Regions from separate parts of the Homo sapiens genome. Here region 2 is linked to region 1. A link is a loop called in an ENCODE intact Hi-C map of the cell type or tissue named here. Cell type or tissue: ovary. All regions are shown on one strand. Links, peaks and the distances in the headings refer to the core of each region. The heading gives the core; the rest is flanking DNA. Region 1 overlaps SYN3 (synapsin III). Region 2 overlaps SYN3 (synapsin III).

Region 1 (12,748 bases), core at 2,322-10,321:
TTTTTCTCCCTGCCTGCACACACACCTTCATTCCTTTGTTGCTCTAACCTGGTGTCATGGTTTGAAAACCCGCAGCTCCAGATTCACATATCAGAGACTGCTATGAGGTGTCTCCCCTGGATGTCTGATGGGCCTTCACCCTCACAGTTCCAGAACTGAACTCCTGATCTTCTCCCCACCCCAAAACCTGTGCCTTCCTCAGCCTTTCCCATCCAAGTTACCTTAGGCAACTGTGCCTTAGACCCCAAACCTTGGAGTCTTCCTTGCTTGCCCCTTCTCTCACCACCCACCCTCACACCCAATCAAATCCGTTAACAAACCCTGTAATCCCAAGGTCCAGATCCCTCCAGAATCCAACCATCTCTCACCCTTCGATGCAGCCACCTTCTAGCTGGCTTTCTGGTTTCTGCCCTTGCCCTGTTTCAGTATATTCTCAGCAGAGCAGGATGACACTGCAAAGTGTAGGTCACCCTTCTAGCACTCCACCCCATCCAGTGGCCCCATCCCACAAAGAGTCTAAGTCATTGCCATGTCTGACAAGGTGCTACATGATCTACACCCGCTGCCACCTGTACACCACCGTTATTTCTCAGACCTCATCCCCATGATGCAGAAGGGGTTTAGGCAATAAGAGCTCTAATAGATATGAAGCCCTGGCTGTCGTCTGAACACAACAGGTGTGCTCCAAGTTCGAGGCCATTGCCCTTGCCCTTGCCCTGAAACAATCTTCTCCCAGATGTTCATATGATTCCGTCCCACACCTAGTTCAGATTTCTACTCAGATACTGCTTTCTCATAGAGGGCTTCCCTGGCTGCACTGTTGAAACTTGAACCCATTCTAACCCATGGCGTTCTCTGTCCCCTTCTCTTGATTTATTTTTCTCTGTAGCTCATCTCCCAGCTAACATACAATATAGTGATGTATTTATGTGTCTGTTGCCTGTCTCCAACCACATCGATCTTATTCACCACCGTGTCTCTAGCACCTAGAACAGGACCTGGCACTTAGTAGGTGCTTACAGAATGAATTTGTAAAAGATACCACTCTTGATATTGACCCTACGTCTACCCTCCTTCAATCCTGGCTCATGGCCTTGAACTCTACTAGTAGGCACTGACTCCTACTGCACTTAGGGAAGGCATCAGACTCTCATTCAAACAGACCCCTATCTAGCCCTGACTCATTACCATCCAGAGGAGCTTGGCATGCTAAGTTTGACCTGGAACTATTCTCCTCACTCTTCCTTCCAACCACAGTTCAGTCTCTACCAAATGAATATTTATCATTGCCAGAGAGGGCTGGGTTAGAGTTTAGACCAACAGCACTGCAAAGCAGGGATCTTCAGAGAAGACTAATGCCGTAGACTGAATGTTTGTGTCCCCCCTACAAAATGTATATGTTGAATTTTTGTTGTTGTTGTTGTTGTTGAGATGAAGTCTCATTCTGTCACCCAGGCTGGAGTGCAGTGGTGCGATCTTGGCTCACTGCAACCCCTGCCACCCAGGTTCAAGCAATTCTCCTGCCTCAGCCTCCCGAGTAGTTTGTATTACAGGCACCCATCATCGTGCCCGGCTAATTTTTGTAGTTTTTAGTAGAGACGGGGTTTCACCATCTTGGCCAGGCTGGTCTTGAACTCCTGACCTCACGATTCACCCGCCTTGGCCTCCCAAAGTGCTGGGATTACAGGTGTGAGCCACTGAGCACGGCTATATGTTGAAACTTAACCTTTGAGGTAATGGATTTGTGTGTGTATTTTGGGGTGGGGGGGGGGCTTTGGGAGGTGATTAGGTCATGAAGGCAGAGCCCTCATGAATGGGATTAATGCCTTTGTAAAAAAGACCCCAGAAAGATCCCCTGATGCTTTTGGCATTCGAGGACACAGTGAGCAGACAGTCGTCTATGAACCGAAAAGTGGACCCTCCCTGGACACCAAATTTGCCAACACCTTAATATTGGACTTCCTAGCCTGTAAAAGTGTGAGAAACTGTGTTTATGAGTGCCTCAGTCTTTGGTAATGTGTTACAGCTACCCAAGTGGATTAACACAGCCAAGCAGGGTCAGCTATTAACAGAGAGGGAATTGGGAGCGGGGGCAAAATGTCCCAGAGTTTCAATAAGCCCCAGAGGGAAACCCAGGAAACAGAACCCAAAAGTATCACCAGAATGGAGTTTTAGTCACTAGCTAAGCCAGAACCGTGCCATGGGTTGGCTCAGGAAGGCCGAGGGAGACAGAGGCCACAGGTGTTACTGGGGATACCTGGGGCAGAGACCAGGGGCTTCTAATGTTCCATCGTAGTTGGCCCCATGCCTTCTACCTTCTAGGGGCTACCTTCGTTCTGGTCGAGGATAAGACCTGAGTCCATCTCCCCACAACTGCGCTGTCCCCAGATTGGCAAGGGCACTTAGCAAACAGCTCAGTCTAACCACCTTCCAAGTTACATCATTATTTATCTACATGGCAGATAATGTTTCTAAATTTTGGCTGGATGCATGAAATAATGAATGAATTCTCCCATGCTCCACTCCAAGAAAAGGAAGAGGGGAAGATCAACTTTTTACTGTTGATGTAAGATACTCTTCACTGAACTCTGATCACACCCTTGCCCCCGACACCCTTTCTTGGTTTTGCCATTTTCTCTAAGGCAGTTGTTGTCAACCTTGTTTTATTGATGAGGAACCTGAAGCTCAGAGAGGTTGCTGTCTGTACAAAGTTATACAACTTACAGCTGGCAGAACCAGCATTTGAAACCAGATCTGTCTGACCCCAAATCCCATGCTCTTTCTCCTGGGCCACCCTCTCTTGAATGAAGAATTATAAGTATCTACTATCTGTTGGCCACTGCATTAAGATACCTCAGGTAGGTTGTTCTAGTTCATTCTTATATTATGAGACTCATATTAGGCCCTTGTTACAAGTGGGAAAACTGAGGTTTGGTGAGATTATCTACCTTTCCCAAGGTCATCCAGCGTCTAAGGTTCGGAGCTGGATTGGAACCTGGCTTTGTTTGACCCCAACACCAAGCTCTTTTCACTGCTCCACAATGCCAGGACACGAGGCCATGTCCAGGCTGGTGGACTCTTGGTGATGAGCTCAGGCTGCCAAGAGCAAGGCTTCTGTTTGCTTCACCCTTGGGATCATTAGTTTTATGCTGCTCCAGCTTTGCAGATAGTGGCCAGTGTACCTGTACTGACCAAGCCCAGGCAAGAATCAGGCATGAGTGGACAGGGCAGGCCCAGGACAGGTCAGTCTCCAAGTCTGGAGACACAAGGCCAACAACATGCCTCTCCACTGACACTGGTGCATGAGCTCATCGCTGGGCGCTGGAACCCACTCACTGCGTGGTTATTGCTTTGGTGTAAAGAATTAAATCTTAGCAGCATGGTGGGTGGTTCAGAGCTCAGACTCTGGAGTCTCACATCTTGGGTTCAAATCTAGGCTACTCATTGGCTTTATGATTTTTAGTTGGTTCCTTATTCCTTCTGAGCCTCACTTTCCTCATCTGTAAAATAGGGTTAGTAATAGAACTTGTCTTATAGGGTCATCGATCAGATTAAATATAATAATGTTGATAAAGGACTTACAACAAAGCACTTTACCGGTGTCCCATCAATAGCAGCCCCAATTGTGGTAATTTTTAAATATTGATGGGATGAGAAAGACAGAACAATTCATTAAGCTACCAATGAATGGGAAAATAACACAGACCCATGGACATCACCTCCCAATTTTTTTGTTTTGATTTGTTTTGTTTTGTTTTGTTTTTGGTCTTGGAAGAACACTGGACCTGAAATCTGAGGATTCAAGATTCAACTTCAAATCTGGCTGTGTGACTTCTGGCAAGTCACTTCGCCTCTCTCAGTCTTGTCCGACTTGTCTGAAAAAGAAAAATCGTGCTATTGAACTGCTCTACTTAGCCCTGGGATTCGCATGAGGCTCAAACAAAATGGTGTTGTGGAAATATTATGTAAAGTAGAAAATGCAGGAGAAATGCTAGCCATTGTGTTGAGGTAGTTCCCCTTTCTTGTCCCCCACCCCACCCAGGCTCCCTCCAGCCAGGGAGTCTACCTCCCGCCCTTTTTGGCTCTCAGCTGCCCTGGAATCTCAGTTGGCTCCCAGAAAGCATTTGGAGCACAGCACAAATTGTCTAAAGGTTGCTTCCAAAGCCTCCGGCGGCTAAGCCTGGCCCCAGCCCTTCCTCCTTGAAAATGTCTGGCTTAATGGGAAAGAATGTGGGCTGGCAATTCAGTCCCATTCAAGTCCACAAGCATCCACTGACCACCTGCAAATGCCAGGCCCTGGGCCCTGGGCACCTGGGGCTGAACAAGGTAGTCTCTGCCCTCAGGAGCTCATGGTCCAGTTAGGAAACAGTCATCTCACAGACAACCATAACACATGTTAGGGTAGCACTGGACTGGGGGCCCAGAGGAAGACACTGTACCTGTGCTGGAAGAATCAGAGAAGGCTTCCTGGAGGAAGGGACATCTGAGAAGAGCCCAACCCTCACCCAGTCACATCCAAATATGAAAGCCTTCATCCCATGGTGAAGCCTTCACCACACTAGCACCTCCTCATCCCTGTGGTCATGGGTTTGTCCACGCTTTAAGCTAAAGGTAGCTTTAAAATATTATTTAGTCCAGCTGTCATTTCAAAGAGACCCAGAGAGCTGAAGTGACTTTCTCATGGTTACCCAGCTGGATCTACTGAAAATATTGGGCATCTTTTATGTGAAGATTAATGTTTTCTTCTTGGGGATCCATTTCCAATCAGACCAACTGTCTGGGAAAGGGCACCAGCTGGTCATAAAAGTCAACCCAAAGGGGGATTCTTGGAGCTCCTTTTCTTCTGCCCCTTAGGCTGCAACCGTGGACCTGATCCTTGTGCAGCATCTCACAGTCTATGTGGGCTCCTGCAACCCGCTCAGTCCTCATAGCAACTCTGTGAACTGACCGTCACTTAACTTGTTTTACAGATAAGGAAACTGAGTTTGGACAACAATTCTTAAGAGGTGACTATGAAACTGAAAAATTGATTTCAAAAGTCAAAGAGCCCTGAGTCAACATCCAACTTCAAACTGGAAAGTCAATTTCATTACTTAGGAGTAACTGTTTCCTTGTCCTCTCCTCTTTTCTTTTATAAAATTGCCTTCTAAGCAGCAGGAATGACTGGTCGGCACCACGCTGGCTGGAGCGTCTTCTCTTTCCTGCCTTTTGATCCTGCCTCTGTCCTCCTCGCTCTCTTCCTGGCTTTCTGCCTCTATTCCTGTCTGCGTTTCTTTCTCCATATTGCTTTTTTCTCCCTTCTGCCTCTTATTCTCTCCCCACCTCTGTGTTTTTCTCTGCTCTCTATCTGGGTGTACGTGTCCGTTTCTCTCTCTGCCTCTGTCTCCTCTCTTCCCCTTCCCCTCCCAGGAAGGCTCTGCAGGTACTTGGAGGTGCCAAATACCTTTGCTGTGACTAACCCAGGGCCGTGCAGTGGCTGCGTCTTGCAGACCTCTCCGAGTTTCCAGTCACCAGTTCCCGGAGCAGTGGGAGGGGGAAGCTACTGAGGGAATCTGACAAGGCCCCTGCCCAAAGCTGCACATTCCCTGGACAAGAAAGGAAAGAGGATTACCAGAGAAGAGACAAACAGGAGGCATTGGTCAGTGACAGTCCGCCATCCACCCCCTCCACCCCCGAACATCTGGTTTGAAGACGGGTGGAGTCCCACCCTCCAGATGTGCGGCCTGAGGCTGAAGCAGCTGGCAGGAAAGACAGGCGGTGACTTCACAACCCACTTAAGCTGGGGGAGCTGAGGGTGTGCATGGGGAACAGGAGCCAATATCAGTGAAAGCAAAAGTCCAGGCTCTCCATCTGCTCTGGATGGGAAGCTGGGTGCTGGGAGCGCAGAGTTTAGAGAGAGAGAGACCCTCATCCCTGCTGGCTGGATTCAAATCCTGGCTCCTCCTGGTTCCTAGCAGTGAACTTCTGCACCACTGATTCCCTTTCCCAGCCCATCATTCCTAACCCGTCAGAAGAGTGCCGTTTCTTCCCTCACAGAGCCATCCTAACATTTTGATAAATGAAATCACTTCTCTGAAATGCCTAGCACAGAGTGCTGGGTGCCCCGTAAACATTGCTTTCCTTCCTTCACCTTCCAGAAAGTCTTCCTGGACAAGCCCGACTCCCCGGCTCTCCCACTCTCCTCTCTCTGCTCCCTGCCGGTCTCTGTGTGTCTTTTCTGCCTGGGTCTGCCCTCTTGTCAGACCACCCTGCTGCGTGGGCAATCGCCCACACCATCATTGTTCCTGAGCTTGCCCTTGGTGGTGGTGGTGGTGGTGTTAGTTCTCAGCGGGGTTTCTGCCCAACATCCTGTCTCCTTACCGACACAGTGAGCTGCTTCTCCGGGTTGACAGAGTCCTGCGGTAAGAGAGAGACACTCACAGTAGCATGTTGGGTGAAAGCATGGACTTGAGGGTCCACTAGACCCAAATTTGCATTTGACCGTCTCTTACTTATTAACCTGTGAAATGAAGATAAGGAGAGGATTGGGTTCTGAAGATTAAATAGATGAATTTCTTAGCACACTAGGCCCTCAGGAATGGTGACATTTAGCTATTATTACACGGCCTGTTAGCTCACTCGATACCCAGCATACTGTTAGGTAAGAAGCAGGCATTAATGAGTAGAGCTGGAATAACAGGGAACGGCTCTCATAGATCGCTTCCCGTTGGTGATTTGTCTATTACAATTTAGCTTGGACTGGGCTCCTGGGAGTGCCCAGTCTCTCAGACTCAGAATAATTTCTGGAATCATCTAGGTCTGCCATCCATTTCCACATTTTGAAGGGAAAAATGAGTCCCCAACGAGGGAAAGAGATTTGCTTAAACTTCTGGTAAACACGTTCATAGAGTTGTTTGTTCTCTATCAAAATGCAGAGAAGGTAGCATCTGCTCTTAACTCCTGAGGGCACTGATGTACAAGCCACTCTCTACAGTAGGTTTGCACTGAGAAGGGGGAGTGAGAGCAAGGGGTGGCCTGGGCACGAAAGGGGTCATCATCTCATGAATAATCCCTCCACCCGGCTGGTGTGGTACCTCTTATTCTCTCTGAAAATTCATTTGCTCAAGATCACGCAGGTAGTAGTGATGAGTCAGGATTCAAACCTAGGTCTGTTTGAGTCCAGAGCTGGGTTTTCCATGACACCTGTAGCCTCTGGAGGGAAACAGTTGCCACCAAGATGAAAAAGAGGCCCCCAAAAGGAGGCTTGGACCCCAGGAAGACCAACTCATTGCCTTCTGCAGTTGCCTCAGGCCGCCCAGTCTCCAGGAGGGAAGGAACAGGAGAGGGAGGAGATGTTGACCTCCCAGGCGGGCCTTCAAGCTCATCTGTGCAAATTAGAGTCCAAGGGGAGAGGCAGCTAAAGACAACTGTCACCTGAGCCCCAAGGATACTGACCACCCACCCTATCTAGCTCAGGTGGGCAAGTGGCTGGTGAAATTGCTAGAACTTACCTCTTCCCAAGACTTACCTCTTCCCAAGCAGGTGGGCAGCAGGCAGCATGGACGGTTGTCTCAGCCTTCAGCGTCTCCTCCACCTCTCTCTCTCCCTAATGCTCCCTCCCTCTCCTCTGTCTCCAACCTTTCTTTCCTTCCTCTGTGTCCACTGCCCCTGGTTAGAAGGGATTCTAGGCCACTAGCTGGCTCGGGGCACCAGGATGGCCCAGAATTGTCTGCAGAAGCCAGCCAAGGGTTGTTCCTTTATTTCCGTTCTGCTGGTGAGACATTGAATGTTCAGAATTGGAGCTGGGATACTAGGCATCAGATGACTGTGACATCTCACAAGGCCGCCCCCTTCCCCACCAGGGCTTAGGCATCCACTGGCAACTTCCTAGATTTCCCAAAGCCACATATGAATCATACATTTATACTCACTCAGGGGGTAACTGAAATAGCTAGTGTTAAAAAAATGCTGATTATCTCATATTGATCACTTGATTGGTAATTGGAGCAGTCTTCAATTACTTCAAGGTTTTCATTGATTTGTTATTATTCACTATTATTGAATGGACAATTCACCATGTTACTTTGGGTAAGTTACTTACTTTCTCTGATTTCTTCCCTATAAACGGAGGGCATCATACGTGATAGGGTCTTAGTGAGGATTTAATGAGCTAATACTTATAAAAGGCTTAGAACAGTTCCAGGGACCTTATAGCTATTCGTGTGAGCTGTTTTTGTTGCTAGTGTTGCTATTAATGGCGTGATAAGACGGAATATTTTAAAGCATACTATGCACAATGGGGAAAGTTGTTAATAACGTGGACTTCTGGTTGCTGAGGAGAAAACAAGGCCAAGGAGGTGAAATGGGAAGGCTGTAGGATAAAATGGAAAGAATATGGGCTTTGGACTCAGGCAGAGCTAAATTCACATCCCAGCTCATGTGCTTCCTCACTGGGTGACCTTGGCTGAATTGCTTTTCTACTCTGATCCTCTGTTTCCTTGTCTATAGAGTGAGAAAGAACATGTCTGTGCCTGGCAGAGACTAGGTATTCAAACAGCAGTGTCCTTGGTGTAAGATCCTCCCTTCATTTCCCATCCTCTCCCAACCATTCTTTTCCTTGCCTCCACTGCCAAGCCAGCGAGTATTGAAGCTCTGTGTTGAGCCAGGTCTTCTGTCCTGTTCTCTTCTTTTCCAGAGATTTCCATGAGATCCTATAAGAATCCAAGCTGAGACCTAGGAGTCATTCTGGGCTGTGTGACTAAGGGCTTGGTGCTTTATTTTGTATTTATTTACTTATTTATTTATTTATTTATTTACTTTGAGATGGACTCTGTCACTCAGGCTGGAGTGCAGTGGTGCGATCTTGGCTCACTGCCAGCTCCGCTTCCCGGGTTCAGGCCATTCTCCTGCCTCAGCCTCCTGAGTAGCTGGGACTACAGGCGCCCGCCACCATGCCCGGCTAATTTTTTTGTATTTTTTTAGTAGAGGTGGGGTTTTACCGTGTTAGCCAGGATGGTCTCGATCTCCTGACCTCGTGATCCGCCTGCCTCGGGCTCCCAAAGTGCTGGGATTACAGGTGTGAGCCACCGCGCCCGGCCAGGGCTTGGTGCTTTAACTTCCTGTCTGGAAAAATGGAAAGTGTTAAACTAGAAAGGTAAATACTTGGGTCAAATAACTAATTTCCTCTTTGCCTTATCTTAGTTAAGAGGAAGAGTTTGGAACCCTTTGGCTTGGGACATTTGACTGTAATCTGATTAATAATAGATGTTTGGGAAGATACTAGTTAAAGAGACCCTATGAGAAACTGATCTATAAAGTGAACACTGTCTCCCACTAATTTCGCTATTGACAAAGGTTTCTACTAATTCTTAGAGCTTGTCCTATGAGGAAAGGCACAGATTGGTATGGTATCGTGTTTAAGAATTGGGCTTTAGAGGGCAAGCACGATGGCTCACGCATGTAATCCCAGCACTTTGGGAGGCCGAGGCAGGCGGATCACGAGGTCAGGAGATCGAGACCATCCTGACTAACACAGTGAAACCCCGTCTCTACTAAAAATACAAAAAATTAGCCGGACGTGGTGGCAGGCGCCTGTAGTCCCAGCTACTCAGGAGGCTGAGGCAGGAGAATGGTGTGAACCCAGGAGGCAGAGCTTGCAGTGAGCTGAGATCACGCCACTGCACTCCAGACTGGGCGGCAGAGCAAGACTCTGTCTCAAAAAAAAAAAAAAAAAAAAAAAAAATTGGGCTCTAGAGCCAGAATGCTTGGGTCTGAATCCCAGCTTTGGCACCTTAGGCAAGTTGCTTACCTCTGTGTGCCTCAGTTCCCTCGTCTGTAAAATAAAGATAATAATATTACTGTGTGTGGCTGCATGTGGATTAAATGAGTTGACCAATGTAAAATGCTAAGAACAGTGCTCATGTCTGTAAGTACCAGCCTATTATTGTCAACTCTGCATCTCCCAGTGTTTTGGGGGAAGACATTTGGAACCTGTTCCTCATGCCCTGATCCAGTGTCTCCCTTTTCTCAGCCATCTGGAAATAAAATTAAGCCAAAGCCTAAATGGTAACATTTATCTACAGTGCCCACCCTACTGTGCCTCAAACCTTCTTTTGTCCCCATTGCCTGCAGCCCCCACGGGACTGCGATTTTCAGTTCTCAGAGAAGCCCAAGGTTGGAATGGACCATCAAGATCACCTCATTTGATCCTTCTTTGGATACTGGGATCTGTTGGCTAACATCCCTTCAAAATAGCCCTCCCATCTCTTCTCGAATGCCTCCAGTGGCAGAGAGCTCACCACCTCCTGGGCAGCCCACCTCATCTCTGAATGGCTGTAATTCAAGAAAAGGTCTTCTTGAACTGAACTCAAATCTGAGCCTGCAAAAGCATCCCAATCAGATCATTTCCCTGTTAGTTAACTTTCAGTCTTTCCTCATTGACCCCAGGGTTATGTCCAAACTCCTAAGACATCTGCAATTTCCAGCTGCATTTCTGCCCCCAAGTCTGGTATTCCAGCCACACTCTGCGTCTCACCTGTTTTTAAATGTTGTGCATCCTTTTACAACTCTGCTATTTTGCATATGCTGTTCCATCTCTCTTCCCTTCTCTGATTGGCAATCTCCTACACATTCTCTAAGATTCTGATCAAAACTCTTATTCTCCAAGAGCGTGACCAGTTCCCTCAAAGGGTTTCAGGGTTCCATTCCCCAAGCTTCTCCAGCACCTCTCATTTTTGTGCTGTAATCATCTGTTGATGTGCCCATCTCCCCAGTGAGTGGCAGCTCCTTATTCATGTTCCACATTGCACCTCTCGGGCCCAGTTTAGCACCTGCACAGAACAGTTGTCCAGAAAGTATTTATCTAGTGAATGAACAAGCACCAAATTGGCTGCTAATTACACCTGTTGGTGCAAGTTCCATTTTGAGTCTAACCCTCTTCACACACCTGCCCTTCAAATATTAGAAGACAGTTCTCAGGTCCCCTGAATCTTCTCTTCACCAGGTTAACATCCCTAATGCTGCCAGCATTTCCTTATATGATGTGGTTTCAAGTCATTCTTTACCTCTGTCACTCTCCTCTGGACAATTCCAGGGATTTAGCATCTTTCTCAATGTATGTCTTCCAAAGTTGAACCCGAGACTTCATAGTGGTCCGACATGTGTAGGGGGTGCAGCAGGACTATTCTTCACTTGTTCTGGGCTTGACGTGGCTCATAGCATGAAAAGAGCACTGGCATTAGAGCCAGCTACACATGGGCTCAAACTAATGTTGGCATCCATCAGCCATGTAACTAGGGGTAATACTCAAAATATTTAACAAATGACATGGTTCAGGAACTAACTAGTCAATTACAGCTTTGGAGCACAGTAAAAAAGCCCCTGCTGTGCCTGATGTTATCCTTTTGGTTTTTGGATCATGGGGTAGAGGTGGAGGTGGGGGATCAGGGAAGCAGCTAATTCTCAACCAACACACAATATCTGAACATTTTAACAGCTGGTACAGCCACACCTGTGTGGACCAGGTAGATATCAGTAATGGATACAACCAGATTAAAGTAACTTCAGTGCTCTGAGCCTCAGTTTCCTCATCTGTGAAATGGAGTTGAAGGTAGTAGCCACTGCTGGGGACTTTGAAGGGACACTGTATTACTTCATTTTCACACTGCTGATAAAGACATACCCGAGACTGGGTAATTTATAAAAAAAAAAAAAAGGGGGGGTTTAATGGACTCACAGTTCCATGTGGCTGGGGAGGCCTCACAATCATGGCGGAAGGCAAAAGGCACATCTTACATGGTGGCAGACAAGAGAGAGAATGAGAGCCAAGTGAAAGGGGAAACCCCTTCTAAAATCATCAGATCTCATGAGACTTATTTACTATCACGAGAACAGTATGGGGGAAACCGCCCCCCCCCTGTGATTCAATTATCTCCCACCAGGTCTCTTCCACAACACATGGGAATTATGGGATCTATAATTCAAGATGACATTTGGATTGGGACACAGCCAAACCCATATCAGACACAATAAGTAACATCCCCTCTTTCCTGCCAAAATTTCAAACCAATTAAGAAATAAGAAAAAAGAATGAGCAGATGGGAAAGAAAATATCACCTTTATTACATAAGAAAAGTTAGGCTGGAATATTCAGCTTATATCTGCAGGTGAGTGGGCTCCTACCTGAATGCAGGATTAGACCCACTCACCTGGGAGGTCCCAGACTCTGCTGGTCCAGGAGGGCCTCCCTCACCACCTAAGTCTCCAGCCTGATCTCTGTCACACACTTTGTGTTTCAGCTACACTGAGCTTTTAATGATCATTTTTTAAAATGCTAACTCCTCTCTTCTGATAATCCCATGTCTTTGCCTGCTGTTCTTTTATTCTGGAATGTTCTGTTTTCCCTTCTCTGGCTGGCAAATTCCTACTCATGCATTAATACTTGGTTCACACATCCCCTCCACCAAAACCTACCCCTGCCTGTGAACTTCAAGTGGGAGCCCAGGATGTCATTCCTAAGAACAACAGGAAGCCAACAGGGAATAACTGGAAGGGATTCATTTTTACAGGAAATCAGATATCAGGAAGCACTTTCTTCAAATTCAGAGTCATGCAGCAGGAGCTTCATCTTGGCGCTTTGCATTTGCCAGTGGGGAGAGGGAAGGATCCCACCTGTCAATTTCTTTTTCCTCTTTGAACGCTGTGTTTCTTGCTCATTGATGAAGTAAGTCTGCATTCTACTTAGTGACATCGTGTTCACACTCATGGGAAC
Region 2 (12,748 bases), core at 3,259-11,258, 63 kb after region 1:
AAGGAGGCTTCCATCCAGCGAGAAAATCAAGAAGCGTGGCTGGACAGCCCCAGGCAGGGAATTTGGGAGGAATGGGAGTGGTGGAGGACAAGGCTCTGCCTGAGGAGCAGGTGAAAAAAAAAAATCTCTTTGAAAAACTGGGTACAGAGACGTGGAATGAAGCATGGGCTACCATCCAAGCTTTGGGATTTAGGTTGTTTTCCAAATTCCTATCAGAAATCCTGTAATTGAAAGGGATTGAAAGCAGGTCATTATGTCCCAAGCAGCAGACAGAGAGGATCAAGAGTTTTCAGGCTGCCCAGAGCCAGCTAACAAAGGGAAAAATATTTCTCTTTCCCCCAGATATTAACCCAGTAACATTCCCACCTCGGGCAAGACTTCCTGCCACTGAAAAATATATATGTTGACCAATTTTGAACGGGAAGTAGCAGAAGTAACTGTTCACCCAGCCAGTAGAACCAGAAGCACAGGCCAGAGCACCACGCTAAGGCCTCAGGATTGGGAGTTTATGTTCTCATGAGCCACAGACGCATGGAGTCACTTATGACCCCCTGACCTTCAGTTTCCTCATCTGAACATGCCCAACATGGAAGTGGGGTTGAAGGTACCACTGGACATTAGAGTTGATACATGTATATAGACGTAAGCGTTTACTCAGCAGCATTCAACGTATTGAGTGCTTTCAAATATAGTCTGACATCCACTGGGGATATACAGAATTGAACAAGACTGACTCAGTCTTTGTCCTGGAGGTCCCCTGGAGTCTCAAGGAAGCAGTGTCTGGGAAACAAATAAGGGTAGTTGATGACTGAACTATGGCTGTGCGATTGCTGTGAAGGGGAATCACAGGATGACCTGACCTGGGATGGTGACATTTGGGCTGAGATGATAACAGTAAAAATCACAACAGCCGACACTTACATGGCACTTAGGATGGGCCAGCACTATTCAGAGACCACAGGGATTCTTTGGAATTAACAATAGGGAGAGATGTGAACAGAGAATGCCAGACAGGTTGGGAGGCATGACAAAGTCCTTGAAGCGAGGAGGAAAACAGCAGGTTCGAGGACTTGAAAGACTATAGTAAGGGGGAGAGTGATACAAGGTGAGCTCAAGAGGGAGGCGGGAGTGGAGCAGGGTCTTATCTACTCTTTGGAAACCAACCAAAGTTTTAAGCAGAAGAATGACAGGACCAGAGAGTAGTTAGGAAGCTATTGCAATGGGCCTGGCAAGAGGTAATGGGGGCTTAGACTTAGCGGGCAGCAATGGAAAGAGAGGGAAACAGGATGAAGGCAAGGTATATTTAAAAGGGAGACCGGCCGGGCGTGGTGCTCATGCCTGTAATCCCAGCACTTTGGGAGATCAAGGTGGGCAGATCACTTGAGGTCAGGAGTTCAAGACTAGCCTGGCGAACATGGTGAAACCCTGTCTCTACTAAAAATACAGAAAATTAGCCGGGCGTGGTGGTGAGCGCTTGTAATCCCAGCTACTCGGCAGGCTGAGGCAGGAGAATTGCTTGAACCTAGGAGACAGAGATTGCAGTGAGCCGAGATTGCACCATTGCACTCCACCTGGGCGGCAGAGCGAGAATTCCGTCTCAGAAAATAAAAATAAAAATAAATAAATAAATAAAAACAAGACCTACTGGGTATTCATGTTTGATAAGTACCAAGGAGAACACTCAGCCTGGGCACCTGGGGCAGTGCTGGCACCAGTTTTCTGAGATGGAGAAAGCTATAGGAGGGGAGAGGTGATGGCACTGCAATGGTCAGTTCTGGTCTGAGAAGCAACAACTCCTCTTTGCTCCACTTCCAGCTCTGCTGATATTTAGTTGTGTGACTCTGGATAAGGCATTTCATAACATCAAAATCAAATGGAGCGGCTGGGCCAGGTGCAGTGGTTCACGCCTGTAATCCCAGCACTTTGGGATCCTGAGGCAGGCGGATCACCTGAGGTCAGGAGTTCAAGACCAGCCTGGCCAATGGTGAAACACCATCTGTACTAAAAATACAAAAAATTAGATGGACGTGGTGGTGGGCGCCTGTAATCCCAGCTACTTTGGAGACTGAGGTAGGAGAATCACTTGAACCCGGGAGTGGAGGTTGCAGTGAGCCGAGATCATGCCACTGCACTCCAGCCCAGATGCAGCAGAGCGAGACTGTCTCAAAAAAAAAAAAAAAAAAAAAAAATGGAGGAGCAGCTGGACTGGAAAATCTGTAGCTCTCCTTTCAGCACCAAACTCAATGGCTCTAGAGCAGGCATTTCAAATGGGTGACTTGGGAAGCTGGATTCAGGAGGCATGGAGTGGTTTATTTGACCCACACATATCAGTGTGGTAAATCCCCATAGCAATCTAAATCTCTGACTTTTCTTGAAAAAAAAAAAAAAGGAGATGTAGAAGATGTACAACACTCAGTCTACGTCAGATCCCCACATGGCGATGGTCGGCAGAGTTGAGTGGCAGCTGTCACTGCAGGATACAGACTCTCCTCCTGCTCCAGGACCCTCATCCCCTTCCACTCACCCACATGCCCCACATGACACCTGTTGAGGATAATACCCTTTTTCTATATAATGATAAGAGAGTAACTCAAATCATCAGTTATTTCTCAAGCTTATCCAACCCATATTCGCTAAATTATTCCTTTTCAGATTAAAAAGAAATAAAAAAGAACAAGAAAAATAAAAATTAACATTATAAAAGCCTCTTGTAATTCCAATACCCAGAGAAAATCGCCATGAAATTGGGGTGTGTTTCCTGCTAGTTTTGCTTGATAAAATTGGGATCATATTAAATGTGTTTTTTAATGACTTTTTTCTCACTAATACTATAACAGGCACATTTTCCCATCCTATTAAAAATTCTTTGGAAACATAATTTGGAAAGACTATATAATTTGCTGAATAATTTAAGCAATTATTCCACCATCATTTCTTAAATTTGTAGATACATCTCAACTCTGATTATTTCTTAAGACAACTTCTTAGAAATGGGATGATGAGGTCAAGGCGAATGTTATACAGTATTGCATCAGTTAATGACTGGGTTATGTCCTGAGCAATGCATCATTAGCCAATTTCGTCATTATGTGAACATCACAGAGCGCACTTACACAAACCTGGATAGTCTAGCCTACTACACACCTAGGCTAGATGATACAGCCTGTTACTTCCAGGCTACAAACCTATGCAGCATGCTATGTACTACTGAATACTGCAGGCAGTGGTACCACATTGGTATTTGTGTATCTAAACATAGAAAAGGTACAGTAAAAATATGGCCACAAGATAAGAAGTGGTACACCTGTATAGGGCAGCTCCATTACAATCTTGTGGGACCACTGTTGTATATGCGGTTCATCACTGACTACAGTGTCGTTATGTGGCACATGACTATATTTCTGAGGCTTTCGAAGTGTTGTCAAATTGCCCTCCAGAAAGTTTGTTCTCACTTTCATCATTCATCTTGCTAATTTTGGGATGTTATCACTTTAGAAAAACTCCTTGAAGAAGTTTTCCAGGTAGGGATATAGGAATCACCTGAGGAAACCCTGCTGTCAACAGAAACCCTACCTTGTGTTTGTAGAGCAGGAATTGTCAAAGTTCTTCTGTAAAGTCCAGACAGTAAATAGAATGGGAAAATGCCCTTGACATAATGTTACTTTTCTGCTTGCCGGCCATAAAGTCTGTCACCTGGCTCCGCTGCTGTAGTGTGAAAGGAATGTAGCCATATATAAACAATGGGGCATGGCTGTGTCCCAATAAAACTTGGTTTATAAAAAAAGAGGCAGTGGACCATATTTGGCCCATGAGCCACAGTTTGCCAATTCCTACTTTATCTCATTTCGTCCTCCCAACAATCTTGAGAATTAGATAGGGCAGGAAATGAGTGTGCCTGTTACACTGATAGAGAAATTGGGGCTCAGAGAAACCAAGTAACTTTTTGACGGTCACACTGCTAGTAATTGGAAGAGCCGGAACTTGAACCCACATTTTCTGACATCTGTTTTAGAGCTCTCTTTATTGCATTATGAGCCCCTTTTCATGAACGTGTAGCAGTGACAGTTAAAAAGCCATGAATGTAAAAAACATCCAAGGCATTTTGCCAAATGCATGGTGTGCTTGAGGGCTCAGAGTTCAGCAAGGGGAATCCTAATTCAATGCTTTCAAGTGCAAGAAATTGCTCTGTAGAGTGCCTTGCATTGTAAAGAGTTAGTGTTAATGCAATGTTTGACAATGATGTGGTTGCTGTTTTAGAAAAGAGCTTGGTGATGGTGGAAGGCAGCTGAATTAATAAACTCCTTCAAATGAAATAAGAAAAAACCCAACTCCAAGTAGTTAAGAGAAAAAGGAAAGTCATTGTTTTTGTTTCTTAGAATTCCAGGGCCAATGGCTTCAGGCACAGCTGGATCTAGGACCTGAAATGATGTCATCAGGGCTCTATCTCTGTCTCCTCTCTCTGCTCTGCTTGTTCCTGCTTCATTATTTAGATTAGATCACTTTATGTGGTAGACAAGAAGGCTTCTGCAAGCTCCAACTGTGTTCAAAAGAAAGGAAGACTCACTCTCCTAACGCCTTATTTCAGTATTTCACAGAAGAACTGTGATCGTCCCTTCTTGGGTCATGTTCCCCCACTGGATCAATCATTGTTCCTGGGAGGGATGCAGCACTCTGATTAACCACTGTTGTTTGGGAATCTATGCATCATATTTGATGCTCAATTGGGATCACATGGGTGGGATAGGAATTGTTCCTTTTAGGAATGAATACTAGTGGACCAAAAGTCCACGAATGCAGCAAAACAACAATCTGAAGAGACTTGCATCCATCCATTCAGTGAGGGCCCCAGTAGCAAGAGAACCTAAGAATTCTCCCAGAAACTGCAGTGTTAGCTTGCTTGCTAGTGTACTTCTAGACTATGAGGGGAAAGTAGAGAAGGGTATTGTTATGGGTTAAATTGTATTCCCCCCAACACACATAAAAAAGGTAAGGACAATGACATCTGCAAGGACACTATTTCCAAGTAAATACTTCCTTCTGAAGTACTGAGCATTAGGACCAGCATGAAGACATCTTATAGATGTCACCACAATATCACTGTTGTCCTTATAGAAGACGGCCATGTGAAAATAGAAACACACGGGATCACCATGTGGTGACAGAGGCAGAGACTGGAGTGACACAGCTGTAAGCCAAGGAACGCCAAAGATTGCCATCAACCACCAGAAGCTAGGAAGAGGAAGCCCCTACTTATTTCAGACTTCCAGCCTCCAGAACTGCGAGAATACATTTCTGCTGTTTTTAAACCACCCGATCTGTGAAGCAGAGCTACAGGAGCCCTAAGAAACAAGCATTCCAGGCAGAAGAAATGGCACCAGGAAGGAGCTGAGGGCATAAAAAGTATGGCCATGGAAGCCTAGAGAGGAGAGAGTTCTAAGGAGGAGGGGTTTGGTCAGCCTGATCACCTACCCCAGGAAGGGGGAAGGCAATTAAGAGGCAGAAAATGTCATCAACATCATCTCCTGCACTGCCCCCCACCCCGCTCCCCTCCGCAGAAGAAAGAGCAGGACCACACCATTGATATGGTCATGAATTATTTCACTGGCATGACACAAACAAGCTCACTCCATCATCACTTGCTGTGAGTCACCATCTGGCATTTTATTGGCTGAGCTTCTTGCTCCTCTGCAACCCGCATCACACCTATTTGTCCACTCTTGCATGGATGACCTTCCAGTTCTTGGAGGAAAGACCCTAATGTAGATATTTTCAAGAGCTTGGCTCTTCCAGGAAAAGTGGCCACAGGTGCCTGGCTTCAGGTGCCCTATGCAAATGTTTATTCTTAACGGAATGTGTCACAGCTAGCCTCACCAAGGCACCTTCCAAGGGCATATCTGCTAAATGATAACACATGGGTACCACAGGAGAGCTCTGTCTGGGCTTCTCCAAGAGTTTCTTCGTGTGCCTTTACAAGGGCATGTGCCTACCTGCAGTCCAGGCATCCACCCTATTGGTGAAAAATAACATCACCCAGAATAAATACTGATTCGTCAAACGCTGTGCAATAAAAACCTTCTCTTCTTTCTACTCAAAGCCTCATTTACATCCAGCGATGTCAAACTACTTAAACAACTTAACTCCAATCCAAGTGCTGGGACTAATAAAGATCAGATGGGGTCTAAAGAGATAATGTATATGAAAGCCTAGCACCCTCTGGGTGCTCCGTAAATGCTACTGCCCTTCCTCCCTGGCTTCCAGGGCCTTCCACCCTAGAAGGGGATGAGTCGTCCTACATCTAATTCCTGGGTGACTGCAGTAATCTCCAGACTGGTGTCCCTGCTTCCTCCCTTGCCCTTATCCTTATAGTCTATTCTCAATACAGCAGCCAGAGGCATCTTGCAAAATGTAAGTCAAATCATGTCACTCCTCTGTTCAAGATCCTCAAAAGATCTTGGCTCTCAACCAGTCTCTCAGTCTCTACACGATTGATATTTGGAGCTGGATAATTCTATTTTGTGGGGGCAGACTTGTGCATTGTAGGATGTTTTGCAGAATCCCTGACCTTTGCCTACTAGAGGCCAGTAGCATCCCACCCCCACTCCCAAGTTGTGACAACCAAAAATGTCTCCAGACATTGCCCATATCCCCTGGGGTCAGAATGGCCCCTGGTTGAGAACCACTCCTCTCCACCCTCTGCAACCCCTGCTGCCCCTCATCTCCCGTGCCCTCTCCTCCCTCACTTCACCAAGCTACATCGTCTTTCCCCAATCCCACATGACTAACTCTCTTACCTCTGCTAAGTCTCGGCTCAAACATCACCATCATAATGTGGCTTCGTGACAGCTGTATTTGAAATTGTGTCCACCATCCCATACCTCCAGGACTCTCTATCCCACTTGCCCTGCAGTTCATTTCATACCTCTTTTTACTTTCTAGTACTTCATAACTTGTTTTATCTATTGATCGTTTTTAGTATGTCTCCCACAACTAGAATATAACTATCTACATGCCTTCATGGGCTTTTGTTTGCTATATCCACTAATGTGTTCTGAGTGCTTAGAACACTGCCTGGTGCATAGGAAGTGTTTGCAAAATATTTGTTGAATAAAGTGAGGTACTATTGTGAATGGTGGATTGAGTCAGCAGCTGCAACAGCCAAATAGGGTGGAGAAAGCACTGTCTTCCTGGTCAGGTGAGCTGAAGTCCAGTCTTGCCCTGGTCACATACTGACCAGGAACCTCAGCCTCTCTGAGTCGTGGTTTTCTCATATGGTAAATGGGATCATATGTGTGTTCCATGGCTGTTGAGAAGATTAGAGGACATGTAGGTGAAAGTGTATCTAGAACAAATCCAGGCACAAGGTAAATATCCAGACATTGCCAAATATCCCCTGGGGCCAAAATGGCCCCTGGTTGAGAACCATTCCTCTATACCCTCAAACCTGCCAGGCAAGCCATTTGGCACTATCCCTGACCTTTGTCTACTAACTCGATGCCAGTAGCATCCCACCCCCCACTCCCAAGTTGTAACAACCAAAAATGTCTCCAGACGTTGCCAAATATCCCTGGAGGTCAAAATGGCCCCCTGGTTGAGAACCACTTCTCTACACCCTCTGCAACCCCTGTCGACTCTGCCACCTCATCTCCCATACTCTCTCCTCCCTCACTTCACCAAGCTACATCACCCTTCTTGCCATTCCTTGAGCCTGCCAGGCAAGCTCCCACCTCCCTTATCATGGCAAGTGATATGTGAAACATAGAAAAGATTGATTGTGCTGAGCTTTAAATAAGAAGTAGAATTTAACAAGTGAAGATATGTGGAGAAGGGGAGGAATCACATCTTGCTGAGTTTCACAGCTTTCTTCTAGAGCATAGAAAAAAGTCAGCCCAGCCTGCATTTCTGGAGCTGGGACATTTGATGTTAGCAATAGCCTAGATATATGGAAGGAACCTCAAGAGAGAGGAAAAACTAAGTTTGGAAATCCTTTGATTTTTGACTTTAGATGTTGACTTTGAAATATGCCATGAACATAAAAGAGAGGATAATGAATGGAGTTGGACTTGTAGCTTGGCACTGAAATTTACAACTCTGAACAAATAGGAAATTCTGAATCCAAAGGATGAAACCTACTAGCAAGTTGAGTACACAGGATTGCCTTCTGGAACAGGGAGTCAACCTAGATCTAAGGAGGCTTTGTTGGGCAAACCAGGTAAACCAGTTGGCCAGTCTGTGCAAGCAACGGTGTGAGAGTGCTGTCAGCCAGATCCCATCCCATTCAACAAGGTGTCTTGATTTGAAAAACACACTGAACTAGATGCTGTGGAATACAGACAAAATTAGAGCATGACCTCTGTCCTCAAAGAGTTGACAGTCTTCTGGGGAAGACAAACAAGGGAAAAACAAACAGTACTATCAAGTAGAATTAAACAAGTGCATGAATTCAGGCAGAGGCAAAGGGTATGGGAGCACAGAGAAGGGAGTGCATAATTCTGCCATAAAAAGTCAAAGGAGACCACATGGAGAAAATTGAATTTGAGCTGGAGCCACAGAAAAGGAAAGAGAATATCTGAGGATGTGGCTAGAATGAGAGATTTATCCAAGGCACCATGGCGAGCTGTAGTTTAGAAGTAAATAAAGAAGGACTTTTAGAAGTAGAAATCAATAATTATTTATTCATTCGATTACAGAATATTACCTGAACCTCTATTACATGTCAGGCATTGAGGTGCTGAGGACATAAATAAAGCAGACTAGGCTCTGCCCTCATGGAGTTTATATTCTAGTGGGAGAAACAGAGAAGAAAGATATAGACAAGGTAAATAATCAAGGTAATTTAGTAAAATAAGCATGAAGAAAACTACTGTGGAAGCTGTAAGGGATAAATTTCCAAAATATATAAGGAATTCCTAAAACTCAATAGCAAAAAAAAAAAAAAAAAAAGCCAAAAAACAAACCTCACCCAGTTTTAAAGTGGGCAAAAACCTTGAATAGATATTTCTCCAAAGAAGACATACAAATGGCTAACAGATATATGAAAAGATGCTGAACATGGCTAATCATTAGGAAACAAAAATCAAAACCACACTGAGATATCACCTCACACCTGTTAGGATGTTAGGATGGCTGTTATTAAAAACAAAAGTGTTGATGAAGCTATGGAAAAATTAAAATACTTACACACTGTTGGTAGGAATGTAAAATGGTGCAGCTGCTACAGAAGACAGTATGGAAGTTCCTTAAAAAAATAAAAGTAGAACTACCGTATGATCCATCAATCCCTCTTCTGGATATATATCCAAAAGAATTGAGATCAGGATCTCAAAGAGATACCTTCACTCTCATGTTCATTGCAGCATTATTCGTAATAGCCAAAATATGGAAGCAACACAAAAGTCCATCGACAGATGAATGGATAAAGAAAATGTGGTATTGCCAGGCGCGGTGCTCATGCCTGTAATCTCAACACTTTGGGAGACCGAGATGGGTGGATCATGAGGTCAAGAGATCGAGACCATCCTGGCCAACATGGTGAAACCCTGTCTCTACTAAAAATACAAAAATTAGCTGGATGTGGTTGTGGGTGCCTGTAGTCCCAGCTACTCGGGAGGCTGAGGCAGGAGAATCACTTGAATTTGGGAGGCGGAGGTTGCAGTGAGCCAAGATCGCACCACTGCACTCCAGCCTGGGTGACAGATCGAGACTCCATCTCAAAAAAAAAAAAAAAAAAAAAAGAAAGAAACAAAGAAAAAAGAAAATGTCTTCTGCTCATACAATGGAATATTATTTAGCCTTAAAAAAAGAAAAAATCCTGATATTTGTTACAACATGGATGGATCTGGAAGACATTATGCTAGGTGAAATAAGTCAGCTACAGAAAGACAAACACTACATGATTCCCCTTATATGAGGCATCTAAAATAGTCAAAGAAATAGAGTAGCAGTTAAATTTCAGAGTTTAAAAAAGAAGAGCCAGCAAAGAATATGAAGGAAGAGAAGAAAAACCATAAGAGTTGTCCTGTCACACAAGCTGAGATGAATAGTGTTTTGCAAAGGAGAGGATGGCTCCTTAGTCAAATGCTTCTGATGAAAGAAGAAAGAGGAGGAGGAGGAGGAAGAAGAGGAGATGGAGAAGGAGAAGGAGAAAAAGAGGAAGAGGAAGAAGAGGAAGAAAGAAGGAGAAGAAGGAGAAGAAGGAGGAGGAGAGGAGGAGGAAGGAGGAGGAGGATGAAGGAGGAGGAGGAGGAGGAAGGTCTTTCAACGACAAGGATGATCTTAGTAAGAGTACTTTCAGTGAAGCTGTGGGGACAGATATGTGGTTAGAGTTTGTTGTCCTGCCTGGACTAATTGTTGAGGGACCTTGCCTGGATGTGGCTGGGGCGTTCTGTGTGATCTGACATCACACATTTGGAGAGAAGTGGGAATAGACAGGAGAGATTCAGAAAGGAAAAGGGACATCTGAGAGCCCACAGTGAGTTTGTGCTAGACTGGACTGGGCCGCAGGTGCCTGGATTCTCCTGTCCAATGTTCTGCTTCACTCCATTGACTGGACTTCCATTCTAGAGTCAAATTCATTTCCACCTTTTCTGTAAGGCTGTGACCATTACAACACCCAATCCCAGCCTGAATTCAGCCACGAATCTCCCCAGATTGGGCCAGTTCCTAAAGATGCCTATCCAATTGCCAAATCAAACTCTCATTCCAACCACACCTACTATTCAGCTCCTGGGAACTTCCTGCCTCCCTCTGAGGCCTCACCTTCCTCATGACACTCCAGCAGAACTGAGCTCTTTGTAGTTCCCTAGACATTATTTACATCTCCTTACCTTTGACCATGCTGTGTCTTCTGCAGGGAATCCCTTGCTCTGAATTCCTATCAACATACATGCCTATCTGTGTACACACACACACACTTCTCTCCAGCTTGCTTTTCACTCAATCTTGTGTCTTTTTTTATTTTATTATGATTATTTTTTTTTTCCGAGAAGGAGTCTTGCTCTGTCGCCCAGGCTGGAGTGCAGTGGTGCGATGTCGGCTCACTGCAAGCTCAACCTCCCAGGTTCATGCCATTCTCCTGCCTCAGCCTCCCGAGTAGGTGGGACTACAGGCGCCCGCCACCACGACCGGCTAATTTTTTTTTGTATTTTTAGTAGAGATGGAGTTTCACCGTGTTAGCCAGAATGATCTCGATCTCCTGACCTCATGTTCCACCCGCCTTGGCCTCCCAAAGTGCTGGGATTACAGGCATGAGCCACCGCGCCCAGTCAATCTTGTGTCATTTTGATATGACTCTAATTTGTTTCTTTCAATGGTTTCAAAATATTCTTTGATGTGATTGAGCCACAATTTATTCCACCAGTCCCCTACCAATGAGGATTTATGGTATGCACACTGCCCTGCAGTCTTCCATGAACAATGGTACAGTAAACATCCTAGTACAGATGTGTTACATACTAGCGCATTTGGAAGGGTCTTCTTCCCCTGGCACACTCCTCGAAAGCTGGATAGAGGATCACTGCTTCTGAAAAACTCATCACCGATTACCCAGAAAGAGTGAATTCCTCCTTCCTCTAAGCCTCCTTAATCCCAGGTGCTAGAGCATTTTCAGGGGTATGTCAAAGCTTCTGGTAAGCTCCTCCAGGATAGGAACAGCGTTATCCATCTCTGAAGCCCCTGAGTCTAGCATTGCGTCTGCCACAACATGTATGTCCAATATGTATGTGTTGAGTTTAATTGCAAAGAATTTGAGCTTTGAAACCATACTGATTAGACTTCAAATTGTCGTGGTTCTGTCACCAGCCTCTGAGCTTTGTTTTCTCACCTGTAAAGGGGAAGAATAATTCCCAAGTGTGCATGGTTCTCAGAAGGATGTGATGACATCATGTAGAGCTGGCCGCACAAGGCCTGTCACGTGGGTGCCATTTGAAAATGGAAGCTGTTGGCTGGGCACAGTGGCTCACGCCTGTAATCCCAGCACTTTGGGAGGCCGAGGTGGGCAGATCACAAGATCAAGAGATTGAGACCATCCTGGCTAACACGGTGAAACCCCGTCTCTACTAAAAAAAAAAAAAACAAAAAATTAACCGGGAGTGGTGGTGGGTGCCTGTAGTCCCAGCTACTCGGGGGGCTAAGGCAGGAGAATGGCGTGAACCCAGGAGGTGGAGTTTGCATGAGCCAAGATCGTGCCACTGCATTCCAGCCTGGGCAACGGAGCGAGACTCTGTCAAAAAAAAAAAAAAAAAAAAAAAAAAAAAGAAAGAAAAGAAAAGAAAGAAAATGGAAGCTGTTATGATTGGTGTTTGTCTGGAGAAGGAGGCTACACTGAGACTTTGCACTGGCACAGGGCCCTGTCCACACACCTCCGGGCTTCTGCAGATAGGGAAACTCCCTAGGACAAGCTGGCAGTTCTGACAAATGCCCAGATAAATCTTGCTGGTGCCAAGCTGTCTGGGACCTGTTGCCTCTGCCCAGCTCCTTCCAAATACCCAGGCCCTTCCCTGATGAGATGACTGGCTTCCAGCCCTGGGATACGCCTTAATGAACCAGCATTGTGGACATCACCCAGAACTTCTCTGCAAGTGGACACACTGTGAAGGCAGGAGGCTTGATGAAAGACAGTATTTCTTTCAATATGCGTGCTCAAGGGCAGGGGCTGGGAGGGCTCCTCAGGGGAGATCTTGGGCCAGTATCATCTGAGATACCTTTCAGGTAGTCTTCATCCTCAGAGTTCATCCTGGGGCTGGAAGAGTGC

The links. A loop is a pair of places that touch in the nucleus more often than their neighbours do. Peaks named below come from ENCODE experiments on the same cell type or tissue, not always from the same donor. Only the 100,000 strongest peaks of a DNase experiment are listed, where the experiment ranks them.
Region 2: it touches region 1 in a loop (5-fold over the local background); 4 of 110 quality-filtered maps call a loop at or near these places.

What each region holds. Positions count from the first base shown.
Region 1 is chr22:32,738,321-32,751,068 of GRCh38, reverse strand. All of the region lies in intron 6 of SYN3 (synapsin III), which reads left to right. Among named protein-coding and RNA genes, the nearest start is that of TIMP3, 57 kb to the left of the region's middle. In ovary, for the core only: no CTCF peak of the experiment used is centred there; a DNase peak (open chromatin) is centred at 5,546.
Region 2 is chr22:32,676,032-32,688,779 of GRCh38, reverse strand. All of the region lies in intron 6 of SYN3 (synapsin III), which reads left to right. Among named protein-coding and RNA genes, the nearest start is that of SYN3-AS1, 110 kb to the right of the region's middle. In ovary, for the core only: no CTCF peak of the experiment used is centred there; no DNase peak of the experiment used is centred there.